2 separate regions of the Mus musculus genome follow, and region 2 is linked to region 1. Evidence: chromatin loops called from intact Hi-C (ENCODE). Cell type or tissue: heart. All regions are shown on one strand. Links, peaks and the distances in the headings refer to the core of each region. The heading gives the core; the rest is flanking DNA.

What was found. A loop is a pair of places that touch in the nucleus more often than their neighbours do. Peaks named below come from ENCODE experiments on the same cell type or tissue, not always from the same donor. Only the 100,000 strongest peaks of a DNase experiment are listed, where the experiment ranks them.
Region 2: a loop joins it to region 1, with 4 times the contacts of the local background. A loop is called at or near these places in 5 of 42 quality-filtered maps.

What each region holds. Positions count from the first base shown.
Region 1 is chr6:91,511,482-91,519,816 of GRCm38, forward strand. Xpc (xeroderma pigmentosum, complementation group C) reads right to left here and starts at 4,407. Exons shown (of 16, transcript NM_009531.2): 1 at 4,225-4,407. The coding sequence starts at 4,318. Lsm3 (LSM3 homolog, U6 small nuclear RNA and mRNA degradation associated) reads left to right here and starts at 4,554. Exons shown (of 4, transcript NM_026309.2): 1 at 4,554-4,597; 2 at 5,567-5,677; 3 at 8,068-8,163. The coding sequence starts at 4,577. In heart, for the core only: a CTCF peak has its summit at 4,314; a DNase peak (open chromatin) is centred at 4,510; H3K4me3 peaks cover 2,663 bases; H3K27ac peaks cover 1,517 bases.
Region 2 is chr6:91,874,268-91,882,602 of GRCm38, forward strand. Ccdc174 (coiled-coil domain containing 174) reads left to right here and starts at 3,786. Exons shown (of 11, transcript NM_172730.2): 1 at 3,786-3,919; 2 at 5,990-6,094; 3 at 6,980-7,080. The coding sequence starts at 3,878. In heart, for the core only: no CTCF peak of the experiment used is centred there; a DNase peak (open chromatin) is centred at 3,764; H3K4me3 peaks cover 1,877 bases; H3K27ac peaks cover 1,571 bases; H3K27me3 peaks cover 186 bases.

The DNA of each region.
Region 1 (8,335 bases), core at 57-8,056:
GTGGGTCACTGCAGATTCGAGGCCAGTCCAGTCTGTAGACTTGTAAGAGAGAGTTTCAAACAGCTAGGGCTACACAGAGAAGCCCTGTCCTGAAAACAGGGTGGGGGTTGGCGAAGACTCCAAAAGGGAGTGCTGAATTATTAAATCAACCCATTTCTATCGTTCACTGTTTGTCTTGCTGACTGTTTGGGTACGTATTTATCTTCTCAGAAAATATAGTTTTGTTTGTGGGGGAGGCAAAGACTCTTTGGTTAGATTTAAATGAAACAGTAATTTAATTAAACTAAAATTCACATGAGACAAACATTTGTTTTTATGCTAGATAAAACACTAATTCTTGTTTTGTTTTCTTTCTTTTTTTTTTTTTTTAATTTCAAAGACAGGGTCTAGAACTTGTGGTGATTCTCCTGCCTCAGCAATTTCCAGGTTTTAAACATTTAGATACAATGGCAAACAAAACACTGAGAAAATAGTGTCCTAAGCAGTAGCAAATTTGTCATTTGAAAGGCACAGAGTTTGGTTCTGTGTTTGAAAAGGTGGAGGATGTAACGGAAAAGAATTACATTATACTTATTATCCTTAGGGTTTCTACTGCTGCGACAAAACACTATGACCAAAGCAACTTGGGGAGGAAAGGGTTTGTTTGCCTTATATTTCCACAGCATTGTTCACCACTCAAGGAACCTGGAGGCAGGAACCTGAAGGCAGGAACCTGGAGGCAGGAGCTGATGCAAAAGCCATGGAGGGGTGCTGTTTACAGGGTTGCTCCCCATGTTTTGCTCAGTCCTGTAGATGTCAGGACCACTAGCCCAGGGATAACCCCACCCATAATTCTGGGCCCTCCCACATCTATCACTAATTACGAAAATGACTTATAAGTCTGCCTACGACTGGATCTTATGCAGACACTTAATTGAGTTTCCCTCCTCTCCCATGACTTTAGCTTGTGTCAATTTGATATAAAACTATCCGGCACACTTAAAGTATCAAAACTCTGAATACCCAGGGGAGCCTGGTGGTATTCACCTGTGAGTCAAGCACTAGGAGAGTGAGGAAAAATGATTCCCAAAAGTTATAGGCCAGCCTGGGCTACAAAGCAAAGATTCTGTCTCAAAAAAATAAACTACGCCAAGCCAAACCAAACAACCCTGAATAGCCTGCTATGAAATGATTAAATCACCCTATGACATATAACATTGTGTTGTTATTAATGCAGAGTCTTCCTGTGTAGCCCTGACTGGCCTGGCACTCACTATGGAGACCAGGCTGTCCGTGAATTCATAGAGATCCACCTGCCTCTGCCTTCTCAGTGCTGGGATTAAGGGTGCACCTCCATGCCTGATTTAATTAAATCATTATTAAAATAAAGAATCATGACATGATATGAACATGAAGTGTTGTTTTTGCTGAGTATGGAATACACAGCAAGGAAATCGACCATCATTCTGCAGCAGTAATCACTAGAAGACAGAAACAGGTGGCTTTTCAGTATTCTTTGCTGTGTTTATTTTCTGCAGGACACAACGGGGGAAGGAAGCCTCTCAAACAATATCCAGATAAGTTTCCAAACCTGAGAGCTATCTAACATACCTAACCAGTCTCCTTGAACTCAATGTCACTTCAACAGTTCCAGAATTACCACTGTGGCTTGGTCATTCAGCTACTGAGACTTAAGGGCAAGCACCTTCTCCCAAGACCCTTAGGATGAATTCAAATTCCTTAGCATGATCTCCAGGCTGAGGTCCTTGCCCTTCGGTCACCTCAAGTCCCAGCACTCACCTCTTCATTCTGAGTCTAGCCACGAGTCTTTCAGCATCCTGTTTTCTCTGCATAGGAATACTTACCTACCCCAACCCCATGCCACCGAACTCCTTATGAAGAGCTCAAAATTAACATAGTAACTGGTTATAATACCCGGTACTGACAGCTTCTTCCTCATACTGGTGGCAGTCTGATTAGAGCAACCAGATTTACTCCCCACCATGTGAATTTGCTTTTCATTCTCTCTTTTTAAAATCTTGTCATGTTCACCTGACTTGCCTTCCCCAAGAATCTCAGCATCCTACCAGCAGGAACTCTGCCTGCTTCATTTACTAGTATATTCCCAGGACTTTGGGCAGTGGCTGGGAATCCCTGAATAAATAATAGAGAAACTAATAAATTTCCCAATGAAGATAATACAGAGGGGGGTAAAAAATGAAGAGGAGCCGCCCACTCAGCAGCAAGGTGAGTATGATGTTCTTTGTTGCCAGCCAAGGACAAAAAGTGCCAAGCCTCATCTTCCTTTGCATGCACAGGGGTGCTCTTCAAATCCGCTGTGTAGAAGCTACCTAACCTCCTAGCAGACACTCAAGAAGCAATGAGCCAGTGAATAAGCTGAAGCTTCTTAAGCATGGAGTAAGCCCGCTCCTCTGAAGCTTAGCAAATATCAGCATCTCCTAGTGGACAGTGAAGCTATGACCTCTATGTAATCAGATTCCAGGGCAGTGGGCGGCACAGGGTGGGTGGGGTGAGGGTCACTGAACTAGTCCCGCTTTCTACCTAGTTACTTTAAAAGGTCTAGTTCTCCCTTCTCTCGCAGCATGCATTTTACACCTGAGCACTTGCTGCCTCTTCAAGAGAACCCAGGTTCAATTCCCAGCACCCACACTGCAGCTCCCAAATCCAGTTCTGGGGGACCCAACACCTCATCTAGCCTCTGCAGGCACAACTCACACATGGTGCACTGACATGCATGCAGGCAAACACCCATACCCATAAAATAAAAGATAATAAAGTAGAATTTTTTTTCAGGGAAAGAAAAAAAAAGAGGAAGAACAAAACAGGATATTGAGGGAAATGAGACTTGGTTTTATGAAGGTTACATTTTTTTCCTCAGACAATCAGATAAGAAGATCACTGAAGAATAAGAGGTTGACAGGGCAGTAACTGGGATTCTGTGGTAGTTGGTTCCCAGGAATGACTACTTTATGATGATCATGGAGTGAGTGTCTTAGACCTGAAGCAGAGAAGAAATTAGCCCCATCAAATATCCATGATGAACATTCTAAGCCAAAGAAACACCAAAGGCCAGCCTCCAGATAAATATACAGCATATCTAAAGAGCAGAAAGCAGGTCACTAAAGAACCAGGCATCTGCAATCCCTGTGATCAGGAGGATTAGACCGGAAGTCAGACTTCTAGACCAGCCAGCTGTTTAAATAAACAGGAAAAAAAAAAATCAAAATAAGAATATCTGAAACGGAAAGATCCAGATTTCTAGGCCAGCCTGCTGTTTAAAATAAACAGGAAAAAATCAAAACAAGAATATTTGGAAAGGAGACAGAATTGTGACAGCCTCTAAATCCTGTAGGAAACCAGCTAAGTGAGGAAGATGCTATACTTGCAGAGCGCAAGTCTGAGGGGGTTTTAGATAAGAAGACAGAGGCATGAGGTTTTGTTGTTCTACATCCGTTTGGCTGCTAGATGATGACCTGAGGCAGACAGATGAGAGGAAGCCAGAAAAGAAGCAACGTGAAGTTCACTTACTCAATTGTGGACAGGATCTCCAGCTATAAAATTAAAGAGAATTAGGTACAGATTTCATTGGTTCCGAAGCTGACTGGACTTGCTGCCGAACTGGCAGTTAAGAAAAGGTGTGATTTATTGAAATGGAACAACTGGAGGATGGATTTGTTTAAGAGGGAAGATGGAAGTTTTGCTTTGTTCAAGATCTAGGTAAGAAGCGCATTCTAGCCAGGGCGCAGTGGCAGACACGGGTTAATCCTAGCTCTAGGGAGGCAGAGACAGGTGGATCTCTTGAGTTTGAGGCCAACCCGGTCTACAAAGTAAGATCCAGAACAGCCAGGGCTACACAGAGAAACCTTGTCCGGAAAAACAAAGCAACAACAACAAAGCACATCCTAAACTCTGGAGTTACACTGGATGGCAGTCGGGAATTTGGAGAGAGATCTCGCACGCACTAGAGTCTCCCTCCGTCTTGGTTTTGGGGTCTCCTTGAGACACCTGGTAACTGCGAAGCTTTCTGCTGCTCAGCCTTCAACACTTGCTTAGAGGCTGAACTTGGCTCTAATGGTTAACAGAGGGGTTTAAGGCTGATAGCAGAGGCCCTCGGGGACGCCGCGCACCCGGCCGTGGAGACCTTGCCACAGGCGCAGATCCGCTCCGCCGCCCGCACCAGCCTCAGCCACCACTGCCTGGCATGTTGCAGACTCGGCCTCTCACCCGCAACGCTCTCCTCGTGCCGGGCTACTTTGTTGTCCTCGGTTTTCTGGCCCCGCTTCCGCCGCCTTCCGTCTGCGGTGCGCTTTGGGGCCATGCTAGCCAGAGGCGTTCCTCGGGACTACCGCGCAGGACGCCGCAGGTCTCCGCGTGCCCGCCCCGCCCGGAGGCGGGCCACGCCTGGCCGCGCCCCCAGCCCAGGGTAGGACCACGCCCTCGAAGGAAGCCCCGCCCCCATGCAAACTACGAGGGCGCGAAGGGACAAAAATAATATAGTTCGCCTTCAGTGCGTGGCGGCCTAAGGTTTCTGAGTTCCTGTTCCCGCGAGAGGTGGAAAGGGCGCAGCGTTTGAAACATGGCGGACGACGTAGATCAGGTAAGTTTGACCTGAGGCGTTCGAAGAGGAAATGCTTTCGCTTCTCGCTTTTTCCACGCTTCCCGTGGGATGGCCCTTTTCTTTTTTTCCGAGTCACCACGGCCTTCCGTAGCCGGGCCTGCTCCTGAAACCTCCGTAGGCCCAGAGTTTCTCAACCCGCCCGTCTACCCATCGCGCTCGTCGTCGCCCTTTCTCTGTAGAATGAATGCAGGCGGCTGGAGATGCCCATCTCTGGGAGCTAGCTGTCGGGATTCCGACAGAAAGCGGGAGGTCGTAGCAGGACACCAGTTTAGCAATCCGAGTGAACACGGGGGGCACAGGCAGTGGTTCCCTTGGAGTGAATTACGAGGGGAGGTCAGAGGAAAGGTGCAGTTCTAGGAGATGGAGAAACTGCTAGAGATGGAGTATGAAGAAAACAAGCAAAGATCTGGTACACAGGCCAACAGAAGGGCCTACGGGCCTCTGCACCTACCCTTCCCTATTTCTTAGGTAGCTGGTGTACCTTGGCCACCAAAATGTCTTTCACACCCTCACATGCACACACAGCCCCTGCACACACACACACACACACACACACACACACACACACACACGTACGTACGTGCTACCCTACTGTGTTTCTCTCCAGAGCATGTTGTTTTAAATATGTATAGCCCCTGCACACACACACACACACACACACACACACACGTATGTACGTACGTACGTGCTACCCTACTGTGTTTCTCTCCAGAGCATGTTGTTTTAAATATGTATTTATTTAAAGTGTTTCTTCCACAACTAGAGTGTAAGTTCCTTAATGGGGATTTATTGGGGCTGGAGAGGTGGCTTGGCAGATAAGAGCGCTTGCTGATCTTGGAGACAACCCTGGTTGTGTACTAGCACCCACATGCTGCTCTCTCAGCTGACCAGTGATTGAAACACCACCCGGCCTCTGTATCCTATGAGTAAGCCTTTGCCTTTCCTCAGCAACAGACCACCAATACCGTAGAGGAGCCCCTGGATCTGATCAGGCTCAGCCTGGATGAGCGAATTTATGTGAAAATGAGAAATGACCGAGAGCTTCGAGGCAGACTACACGTAAGTCTGTTAAAACATCTCAGAGCCAGAGGCTGCATCCTACCTCCTTACAAATTAGAACTGCAGTGTAAACTTACTTTTTTGAATTTCTTTTGGGAATTGGAAAATCCTTCTATTCACTTTTAAAATATGTTTTCCTTAACCAGAATGGTTTTTTAGAGAGGGGTGGGACTCCGGTGAGACAGAACAAGGCATCTGATCCCCTGGAGCTAGAGTTACAGACTGTTGTGAGCTGCCTGATACGCTCAGGTCCTGTTCAGGAATCCAGTGCTCTTAGCTTGAGCATCTCTCCAACCATAGAGAACACTTTCGTTTCCTTCAGTTTTGTCTTCTGCTTATTTATGAATAAACTTGTTTGTTCTCTTGGGTTTAGACAAGGTCATACTAGAAAACCTGGCTAGCTTCAAACTCCAGCTCCCTCTGCCTCTCTCCTGAGAGCTGGGATTACAGACATGCTCTTCATTCTTGGCATTGTCCTGGATTTTTTAAAGTTATTGGATAGGGTATTTTAGCTTTTGACATATAAAGCTCTGTTTTGTCATGAAAAGAATTAAATAGCAGGCTAGAGATAGTTTGCCTAGCATGCGGCAAAGCCCCTACCCTAGCACTACCCAAAAAAAAAAAAACAAAAACAAAAACAACTTCATAGAAATGGGTAAAATTAAAGGCGAAGTTCCATTTTTCTCTATGTCTGACCACTGTTCAAAGTTGGCTGCATAGTCGTCTGCATGTGTATATGCCACCTGTGTCTGAAGGGGAGCCTAGTGAGGAACGGAGGCATGTGCCATGGTTCCAGTACTTAGAGGACCAAGGCAGGACGATCATATATTTGAGGCCAGTCTGGCCTACATAGTGAAACCTTGTCTCATATGTACACACTTTTTTCACATGTTTTTTGTGTGGAATAATTACACAGCTGACACAACGCCACAGGATACAGGATTCTGTGTCAGACTTCAGTCTCCCCCCCCCCCCCCAGCTATAAAGCTGCAATGGGTACTTTCACAGATATTGCTTGTGCACATTTATATGTCTGAGGAATTGGTCCCATCATTGTGTACTTAAGGTTTTGTCTCCTCTTGTTACTTCCCTCAGGGCTGTTTGTTTACAACAGGAATTGAAATAAGTCTTTTAGTTCAGGCTTAGAAATTAGAAACAACCCTCTACTGACAGTGACAGAGCCACTGTAGGGGACCAGGCCATCCCACTTCAGTCTCAGTCTTAGAAATTCATGTTCTTTCATGAAACCCAAGGATAAAGAATTGATCTACAAGCTGGCCTTGTGGGAACAGCAGTGTCAGTTTGGTGAGAAATGTGGGATGATGCTAAATTGCATGGCACTCTGGTGCACGGAATGATCCCCAGGCCAGACTGTGGCCTCTAACTTGGAGTTGTCTGCAGCTCTTACCTCTGCAGTAACGGCCCAGCTTTCTGTTTCCTCCCTGCTCTCCAGATGAGTTGCTCATTTGTGTAGCTGCCAAGCAGTTCCTTCCCAGTGTGGCTGTTAGGCTATTTTTAATCTTGATATGAGCAGGCAAAAGCGCTTAGCACTTTGTTAGAAGAACATGCAGTGGGTTCTGAACAAGCCCCAGGAGGTTTGCTGTTTAGTAAAAGGAATGAACTTTGGAGATTGCACTGAACACTGCGGTTGAAATCCTTCCTGATTGAGCCCACAGATGCCAAAGCACGTTAAATTCTGGATAAGTTATAAATGGGCAAAGTGGAGGTGGGACAGATGGTTGGTGGGTAAAGTGTAAGGACTAGAGTTTAGCTCCCCAGCACCTGTGGAAACACCAAAGCAAGCTGGCTAGCTAGACAGTCAGCAAGCTCTTATGTTCGACCGAGAGGCACCATCTTAACACATTATGTGGGGAGCAACTGAGGAAGGCATTCAGCTTCAACCTCTGGCATCCACACACATGTAAACATGTAGTACACATGTACACCACACACATACCCATGTCCACAAAAATGGGTCAAATTTTGCTGCACCTGTTTTGTTGTGAGCATCGAATGACAGTGTCCTTGCTTGAGAACCATGGTCCTATCACACAGCAAGTGACAGGACTTTATGCTGCTTAGTATCTCAAAAGAAGTCTGACAGAATTTGCTGTTTTTTCATAATAAACTATTGTGACTGGTGGGACCGCCTTGGGTAACAAGTGAAGGCGATGCTTAAGTGTTCTTGGGTTGCATTGAGTGGACTCACTTTTTATCATAAGCAGTATTGTCACTGGGAATGGCTTGTAAAGACATGATAGGCTAGCACAGAGGGTGTTTGTTATTTGCATGTAAAATTTTGGGTGTAAGTATTGAACCTGTTACTTAAAATCCACTTGTATCTTTTGAGCCATGTTACTTGTTTCTCATATCTCACCCTCCCACTTCAGGCTTATGATCAACATTTAAATATGATCCTGGGAGATGTAGAAGAAACTGTGACAACGATAGAGATTGATGAGGAGACATATGAAGAGATATATAAAGTGAGTCCTGCAAGTCTTTGCTTTGACAATGTCAGTTCTCAACATGCAACAGCTTAACACATATTTGTGGAAAGCCCATTATGTTCTGGCACCTACTTAGGAACGGTTAATAGATTGTATAACTAAAATGCAAGTGTTTTTGGAGTCACACAACCTGTTTTTAACACTGATC
Region 2 (8,335 bases), core at 285-8,284, 360 kb after region 1:
GCTTTAGGCTTTTTCATTTAGTTTTTTAAAAATTTCATGTCTATGGGTATTTCTCCTGCATTTATGTCTATATAACCACATGCAGGACTGGTGCCTTGCAGAGGTCAGAAGAGCATTTCAGATTCTCTGGAATTAGGGTTACAGATAGTTGGGAGCTGCTGTATGGGTTCTGGGAATCAAACCCAGGTCCTCTGGAAGCACATTTAGTGCTCTTAACTACCGAGCTCTCTCTCTAGCCCCAGTCAAGCTCTTTTCTTCTTCCAGCATGAGTTTCACTGGGGAAATTACAGTTTCTGAGGATCCATTGCTTCAGTCATCTGACAGCCAAAGTGAGGGGCACAGTGCCCCTAGAATAGCTTCAACCCTTCCAGCTGGTCAAGGAAGTGAAGGGTCCCAGTTTGGATGGAGCTTGGAGTTGTGGGATAGAGCAACCTACCACCATACCCTCCCCTCTGCGATAGACTCTATCCCTTCAAACTATAAGCCAAGATAAGCCTTCTTCCCCTGAATTACTCTTGTCAGATATTTGGTCACAACAATCAATAACATCAACGAATACAAAGCCAGTTTCTCTTCTTGTTTTTTTTTTTTAAAGATTTATTTATTTATTATATGTAAGTACACTGTAGCTGTCTTCAGACACACCAGAAGAGGGAATCAGATCTTGTTACAGATGGTTGTGAGCCACCATGTGGTTGCTGGGATTTGAACTAAGGACCTTTGGAAGAGCAGTCGGGTGCTCTTACCTGCTGAGCCATCTCACCAGCCCTCTCTTCTTGTTTTATGATTTAAAACATTTAATGTAATTTCTAAATTTCTGGTAGATTCCCACCCCCACCCCCCACCCCCAAGACAGGGTTTTTCTGTATAGCCCTGGTTGTCCTGGAACTCACTCTGTAGACCAGGTTGGCCTCGAACTCAGAAATCTGCCTGCCTCTGCCTCCCAAGTGCTGGGATTAAAGGTATGTGCCACCACTGCTCGGCTCTGGTAGATTTTTTTAATTGGATATTTTATTTATTTACATTTCAAATGTTATATGCTTTCCCAGTTTCCCCTCCACGACCCCCCATCCCATTCACCTCCCCCTGCTTCTATGAGGGTGCCCCCCCACTCCTCGCTCATCACCCCAACCCTTTCCTACATTGGGGTATCGAGCCTTCACAGGACCAAGGGCCTTCTCTCCCATTGATACTAGATAAAGCCATCCTCTGCTATGTATGCAGCTGGACCATGTTTCGTTCAGGGTCATTTTCATCTCATGGTGTCAAATCTCTTGTGTGCTCAGCCAGCCAGAGAGAGACTCTGATTCATGTTGTAGAAATTTATTTAATCCCAACTTGGGGTTTCTACCCATTCCACCTTAGATCATTTAGTTTCTGGATTAAAAAAAAACCTTTATATTTACAATAAGCCTTAAACAACACAAGAGCTGGGCAGATATGACCCTCTATGATATTAGAATCTACTTCACTATCCATAACCCTGAGTTATTGTTTACTATGTTTCTGGGCTGCCCTTAACTCCAATTGGCCAGCCCTCAGGGCCACACTCTCTTGACTTCTAAACCATAGCAGCTTCTCTTTCCTCCTCCTCCACCTTCTTCCCTTCATCTTCTTCTCCAGCCTCAAGTCTGGAAAACCTAAACCCCACCCATGTCTCTTCTGCCCAACTAATGGCTGTTGGTATCTTTATTTGACAATGAGAAATAACTTGGGGACAGGATCACTTAATTTCTATATGCTGACTCTCCCATCTCTGGGACAACCAGACTTGAGGGCCCAATATTAGCCTTAGAATACAAGCAGCATCAGGCCAACCCAGTACAATTCAAGATGTGGTTTAGCAGACAGCACCCTGGAAAAGGGTACTGGGTTGCAGCTGCACTGTTGGGACTGGATAGACAAAAGCAATTCCAGACAGACTCAGCTGCTGGGAAGGCATCAAAGGAAAAAGATCTTTTAGAAACAGGATGTATGAGAATGTGTGGGTCTGCCAGGACAGTATTCTGGCCAATATCACATTCTGTGTAACAGCTGGGGAAACAAAGGAGACTCAATGGCTTATTTCTATTTCTCCCCAGTGCCAAGGATGGAACCCAGGTTCAGGCACATGCTAAGTATGTGCTACAATACTGAGCTATATCCTATCCTTTTCTAGTAATGCCTTTGTCTTGGGAGGTTTCTCATTAGTGGGGTGCCACTCTGTGAGAACTTCTATGGTGTAAGCTAACATAGCCAATCAGGAGATAACTACAGATTCCCCACAGGCATTCTACAGACAAAGTAAGACTGTAATAATGCCATACAGTCTTCTAGGGAAGGATATCTTTCTTCCTTCCTTTCTTTCTTTCTTTCTTTCTTTCTTTCTTTCTTTCTTTTTTTTTCTGATTTTTTGAGACAGGGTTTCTCTGTGTAGCCCTGGCTGTCCTGGAACTTATGCTGTAGATCAGGCTGGCCTTGAACTCAGAAATTCGCCTGCATCTGCCTCCCAACTGCAGGGGGCGGGGGGGGGGGAGGATATCTTAAAATTATTTCACTTACAACTTCTTTTTACCCAGTATTATTTTCATGACTTGAGGTATATATGGATACTTTAAAAATTACTTTAAAACAATTTGGCGCACACACACACACACACATATGTATATGTATATATATATATATATATATATATATATATATTCACCATTTATTAAAGATGAAAAACAATTTGTATCCTAATGACATGAATGTGCTTGTTTCAACAAAAGGAATTAAATATTGGCTAAACATTTGATACTGTAGGTCACAGAGCATCTTCAGTGCTTTTCAGAGTTGATTGTTTTGACTTTATCATCATCAATGTGGAGAACACTGCTTTGCAAAGATACAGCAAATTCATGTTTAGGGCCATTTCAGAAATTGTTGGAAATTTTGTCCTAAATCCCAGGTCAAAATTCTTTTAATTCTTTAGCAATTCAAATAGTAATTTCAAAATTAGAGTATTCTGGGGGCTGGTTGTGGTGGCACACAGCTTCAATCCCAGCATAAGGGAGGAAGAGGTAAGCAGGTATCTTTGAGTACAAGGCTAGCATGGTCTACAAAGCAAGTTCCAGGCAGCCAGGAGTACCCAGTGACCCCCAAATGAATGTATGAATGAATAGTTAAAATTCAAATATTCTGTTGGGCATAGTGGCTCACACATGTAATCCTAGCATTTAGGGGGCAGAGGCAGGAGGGCTGTTGCAAATTTGAGGCTAGCCAAGTCTACATAGAGAGTTTGAGGCCAGGTGGCTGTACAGTAAGACCCCATCTCAAAAAAAAAAAAAAAAAAAGCCTAAAAAGCAAAACAACAAACAAAACCAACAAAACAAATCACAAAACACCAAAAAAAAAAAACCAACATAAAACGAGTGTTTCTCATAGCCCATTCTTAAACAATAATTCCCACCACTACCAGTTTCATTAAATTCCTTTTGTTTTCATGTTGGAGACAGGAGTTTACTTAGCTCTCTTCATACGCTGCTATTCTTTTCCATCATCTAAGACTCTCCAGTCAATATAGTGTGTGTTGCAATGAAAGCTATCTTCCTTCCTTCTCTAGACGGCGACAATACTAGTCATTTTCACCTCACTTTCTGCTCTCTTCAAGATGGCCAATTGCGATCAATTCCAACCCTCTGACCTTCTCAAAATGACGACGTAGCGACTAGGGACCTCATACTGACGCTTTCAAGATGGCGCCGAGGTCGTAAATCCAAGTCGCAAAATGACGCAAACTCAGCGTCCCTATCAAAGACACTTCCGGTTCTGCTGCCGGGTGGGGGTGGCGGACTCGTAGGGTCTGACTGAGGCCACAGGGAGGCTGCGTCTTGGGACTGGACGCCTTGGCGGGACGATGGACCGAAAGAAAAAGCCTTTGGACGTTACAGCCTCCTCGGTGAGTACAAGTGTGGCTTAGCTCCGTGCTCCGCGTTCCCTCCGCCTGTCTCAGTCGAGAATGGTGACCTAGTTGTTGTCCCACGCAAGTCAGGGGCCTGGACTGCCCATCTGACAAGGATCCTGACCGACCCTTTCCCCGCAGAGACCCTCCTCAGCTTCCTTACTCACAGGATCCTGAACTCGGCTCCGCCAGGCGCCTGGGCTCCGTTCCCCTCGAACCCAGGCGGGTCTCGGACGCCATCCTCCCAGGGATCTCAGGGCGCATCCTGCGGGTCAGCCGCCGCCACAGCCGGCTCTCTGTCCGCAGGGACTTGGAGGACGAGCCCTTCCTGGGTTCTCCACTAGTCCAAAGCCCTTCTCGAGCACTGGGATATGATTTGTCTTCCCAGGGCTCCCAGGGTCCCCCCCAGCAGGATCCAGACAAGTTAGCTAGTGCCTTGTGGGATGGGGTACCCGGGCCAGTAAGGTCTGACAGGATGTAAGGAGTTTTGCTAACTTAACCACTCTCAGCAGAAAACTTGTAAACACTGTACACATTTTGTGTCCGTGCTTCATATGTGTGCTGCCATCGAGTCCTCAGAAGTGCTTTTGAGTGTAGGTGGTATTAATTGTCACTCTTAATGGATAATGAAGTTGACACCCAAAGGTGAATCCCGTTTTCCTCAATGTACACACAGATTTGTTGTGTGAGAAGCCAGGCTCAGTTTGATTGACTGCAAAATGGTGCCTTTTCTGATTGTTCAAAACATCTAATGTATCAAATTTTTTGTTGGAATTTGTTTTTTAATATAGAAAAATTGGTCTTAGTAATCATGTTTGCTTGGATTCAGTGCTTGCAAACTGAATTAATCAGGAAGTATATGCGCATGCGCTTAACTTTAGCACATAAGTGTCAGAGACAAGTGGACAGAGGCCACTGTAAGTCAGAGGCCAGCCTGAGCTACATAGTTCCAGTATAGCCAGAGCTACACAGTGAGACCCTGTCTTTAAAAACCAAACCAAAGTTAACTTGTCTGGAGGATAATGTTTTTAATAATTATAACACAAACGAAGTCCCGGAATTGATTGGTCATTTTGTGATTCAGATGTAGTTGTAGAATAGAAAGATATATAGCTAGGTAATTGATACATTTACAAAGTTAAAATCCTCCTCTTCCTCCTCCTCCTCCTCCTCCTCCTCCTCCTTCTTCTTCAGAATTTTAAATATTGGGTCCTGGAATGAAACTCCTTTACATTGTTAACATCCCTGCCAATAGTACCTTTAAGTGGATTTCTTTCAAATAGAAATTACTGAACTCAGTTATTTAAAAACAAACAAACAAACAAACAAACAAAAAAAGGTTTTTGGGGCTGGAGAGATAGGTTAAGAGCACTGGCAGCTCTTTCAGACGACCATGGTTTATTTCCAGCACCCACATGGTGGCTCTAAACTGTAGGTTCAGTTCCAGGAGATCTCTCTCTCTCTCTCTCTCTCTCTCTCTCTCACACACACACACACAACAACAACAACAACAACAACAAATGCACACTAAAAACCAAAAAGGAATCATTAAAAACATTTTTTAAAGATTTTAAATTTTGTGTATAATTGTTTTCCCTTTGTATATGCAATACATGTATGCCTGGTGTGGAACTGGACTTAATATGTGGATGGTCGTATGCCACCATGTGGGTGCTAGGAACCTACCCTGAGTCTTGTGCTCTTTAACTGCTGACCTTTAACTTCAGCCTCGGAGTTCTCGCTGCCCCATTCTCTTCACCCGAGCTCCCCTCTCCCATTTGCTTATTTATTTTACATATGTGAGTACACTGTCCCTGTCTTTAGACACACATTGGAGCCCATTGTAGATGGTTGTGAACCATCATGTAGTTGCCAGGAATTGGACTCAGGACCTCTGGAAGAGCATTCAGTGCTCTTAACCTCTGAGCCATCTCTCCAGCCCAAACATTGTGTTTCTTGTTCATGTTCAGGAAGCTCAAATCTCCCTTGGAGAATTACTGTTGCTTAGCAATCCAGTCACCTGCCAGAATTGAGTTAAATATTGTTCTCTTTCTTATTTTATTCTAGTTGGTAGATCTTAAGGCGGAGCTCTTTCGAAAACAAGAAGAATTCAAACAAGAAAAACTTCTAAAAGATTCTGGAGTTTTTGGAAAACCAAAGACAATTAATAAGGTAAAAATATCTCTACCAATTCCAAACATTGGGAGAATTGTATTATATTTTAAGTTTTTGAAAAATGTTAGTTGTTATCTGTAAATAAGTAAATGTTAAAGGAAAAAAAATTCCTGATTGAATATTTGCATAAATTTTGTTAAATATTAAAATTAGTAAGATTATTTAGTACTCTTTAAAAATTTTTATTTTACTAATGTATGTTGTGTGTATGTGCACTTGTGTGAATACATATGTCATGTGTGCATGTGTGTGTCACCTGTGCATGGGTGCCTTCAGAGACCAGAAAAGGGTCTTAGATCCCCTGAAAATGGAGTTATTTGTGGTAGTAGGACAAGCAGTTTGGGTGCTAGGAACTGAAGTTCCTCTGCAAGAGCAATAAGCCGTCATAAAGAATGCTAAGTTGTCTTTCCAGTTCCAATATTTGTCTTTAATATGCTGTTAGTAAGTGGATTGTTTACATTCTCATGGAAGATTAGCATGTATTTTGTATTCAGACAGAGATAAACAACTGTAAAATTTAGAAATAGACTTAAAATCTGAAAGAGTTTAGTAAGAGTTTGCAATTTTTTATAGGTAGTAATCTACCATATTCCTTTGCATTCTGCTCATGTTCATTGGAATATTGAATGGTATAGTAATCCGTCAGGGGTAAAAGTCAATTGAGAAAGGACCTCAGTGATGTTCAAAAGGACTTTATGTGATTTAGGACTTGTTTACAGCTCCAGCTTTGTCATATGCTGATGGAGGCTGTAAATTAGTTGTCAGAGTAAGTAGTTCTCTGATGATTCATGAGGTGTAAGGATTTTCTGTGATTTTGATGTATATGAGTTGTTTATTTTGTGACCATGTGGTTTTATTTTATTCTTTTGAATCATTCTGCAGAAGCCAAGTATCTGGAGCAAACAAAATGCAGGTGTTACAAGTCGAGCAGAGAAAGATGCGGAACAAAAGCTTGAGGAGCAGAAGACTCTAGACAAAGCAAGGTAGTTACTCCTGAGCGGGAAGCTACCAAACAAAGAAATAGACATTCAGATGCTGCCCTTCCTGTTGTGCATCCTTTTAGCCCAATACTCCACAGTGTGAATACGACGTCCCTTGATATCCGAGGGGTTTTGGTTGGTCCTGGAACCCTCTGCCTCATATCAAAGCTGACAGATGCTCAAAATTGATAACATGGTGTGGTTTGTGAAAGTATTCATCATACTTTAAAGTCTTTCTAGATTCCTTGCTATGCCTAAAATGGTGCAATTGCTATATAAATAGTTGTTATTCTGTATTTTTTTAGGGAATGCCAAGAAAGAAGATCTGTATAGACAGATACACAGTATACATTAGCAACAATGTAACATTGTTTTGTAATATTGTTTCTTTTCCTAAGTTTCTTTTCCTATTGTTTCTTTTCCTATTGTTTCTTCTCCAGTAAGTTGAATCTGGAGATAGGACTCTGGATATGAAGGGCCAACTCTTCTAAAATATTGTAATTTACACAGGGCCAACTCTTCTAAAATATTGTAATTTACACATATCTACAAAAAGAAAAAAATAATTCAGTTTAGAAAATGAAATAGGGTCCTGTTTTGAGCTTTTATCACACTAAATCTGTCAACATTTTTTTTTTAAAGTTGGAAAATAACTTGATTTGTTCTGGGAGTTGGCCAGCATCTTCTCAGAACTTCTGGAACTGCTTCTTGGTGCTGGCAGCCTTGGTGAACTTGCACACAGTTAAAGCATACTGCCTTACTCAGGGCCCTACACCCTCCCACAGTGATGATGGCTGTGCATCCCTGAAAAGGGGACAGGTGTACAGATAGAGTTTTCTATGGTGCTTCTCAATTGATTGTACCTTTGGATGTGGTGGATATAGTTCCAGCAGATGACTGTGATCCAATGTGTCTTCATCTTGGTCACGATACCAGACAGGCTCCAACATTGGTTGGCAATGTTACCAATGAAGAGGCATTTCTTGTCTATTTAGGAGCCCTCAGTGGCTTTATTGAGCATCTTGAAGCCTAAACCAATGTTTTTGTAGTACTCAGGGAGCCTTTCCTCACTAGTTTCTGTCAGCACAACCCACTTCTTGTTTTAAAAGACTATGAGCTGCTTCTGGTGAGCATGCTCAGTCTGCATGTCTACCGTCTTTCTGACAGCCGAGAAAATGAAAAAGCTATACCAACAAATTTTGTTGTTGTTTGGTTGGTTTTTCGAGACAAGGCTTCTCTGTGTAGCCCTGGCTGTCCT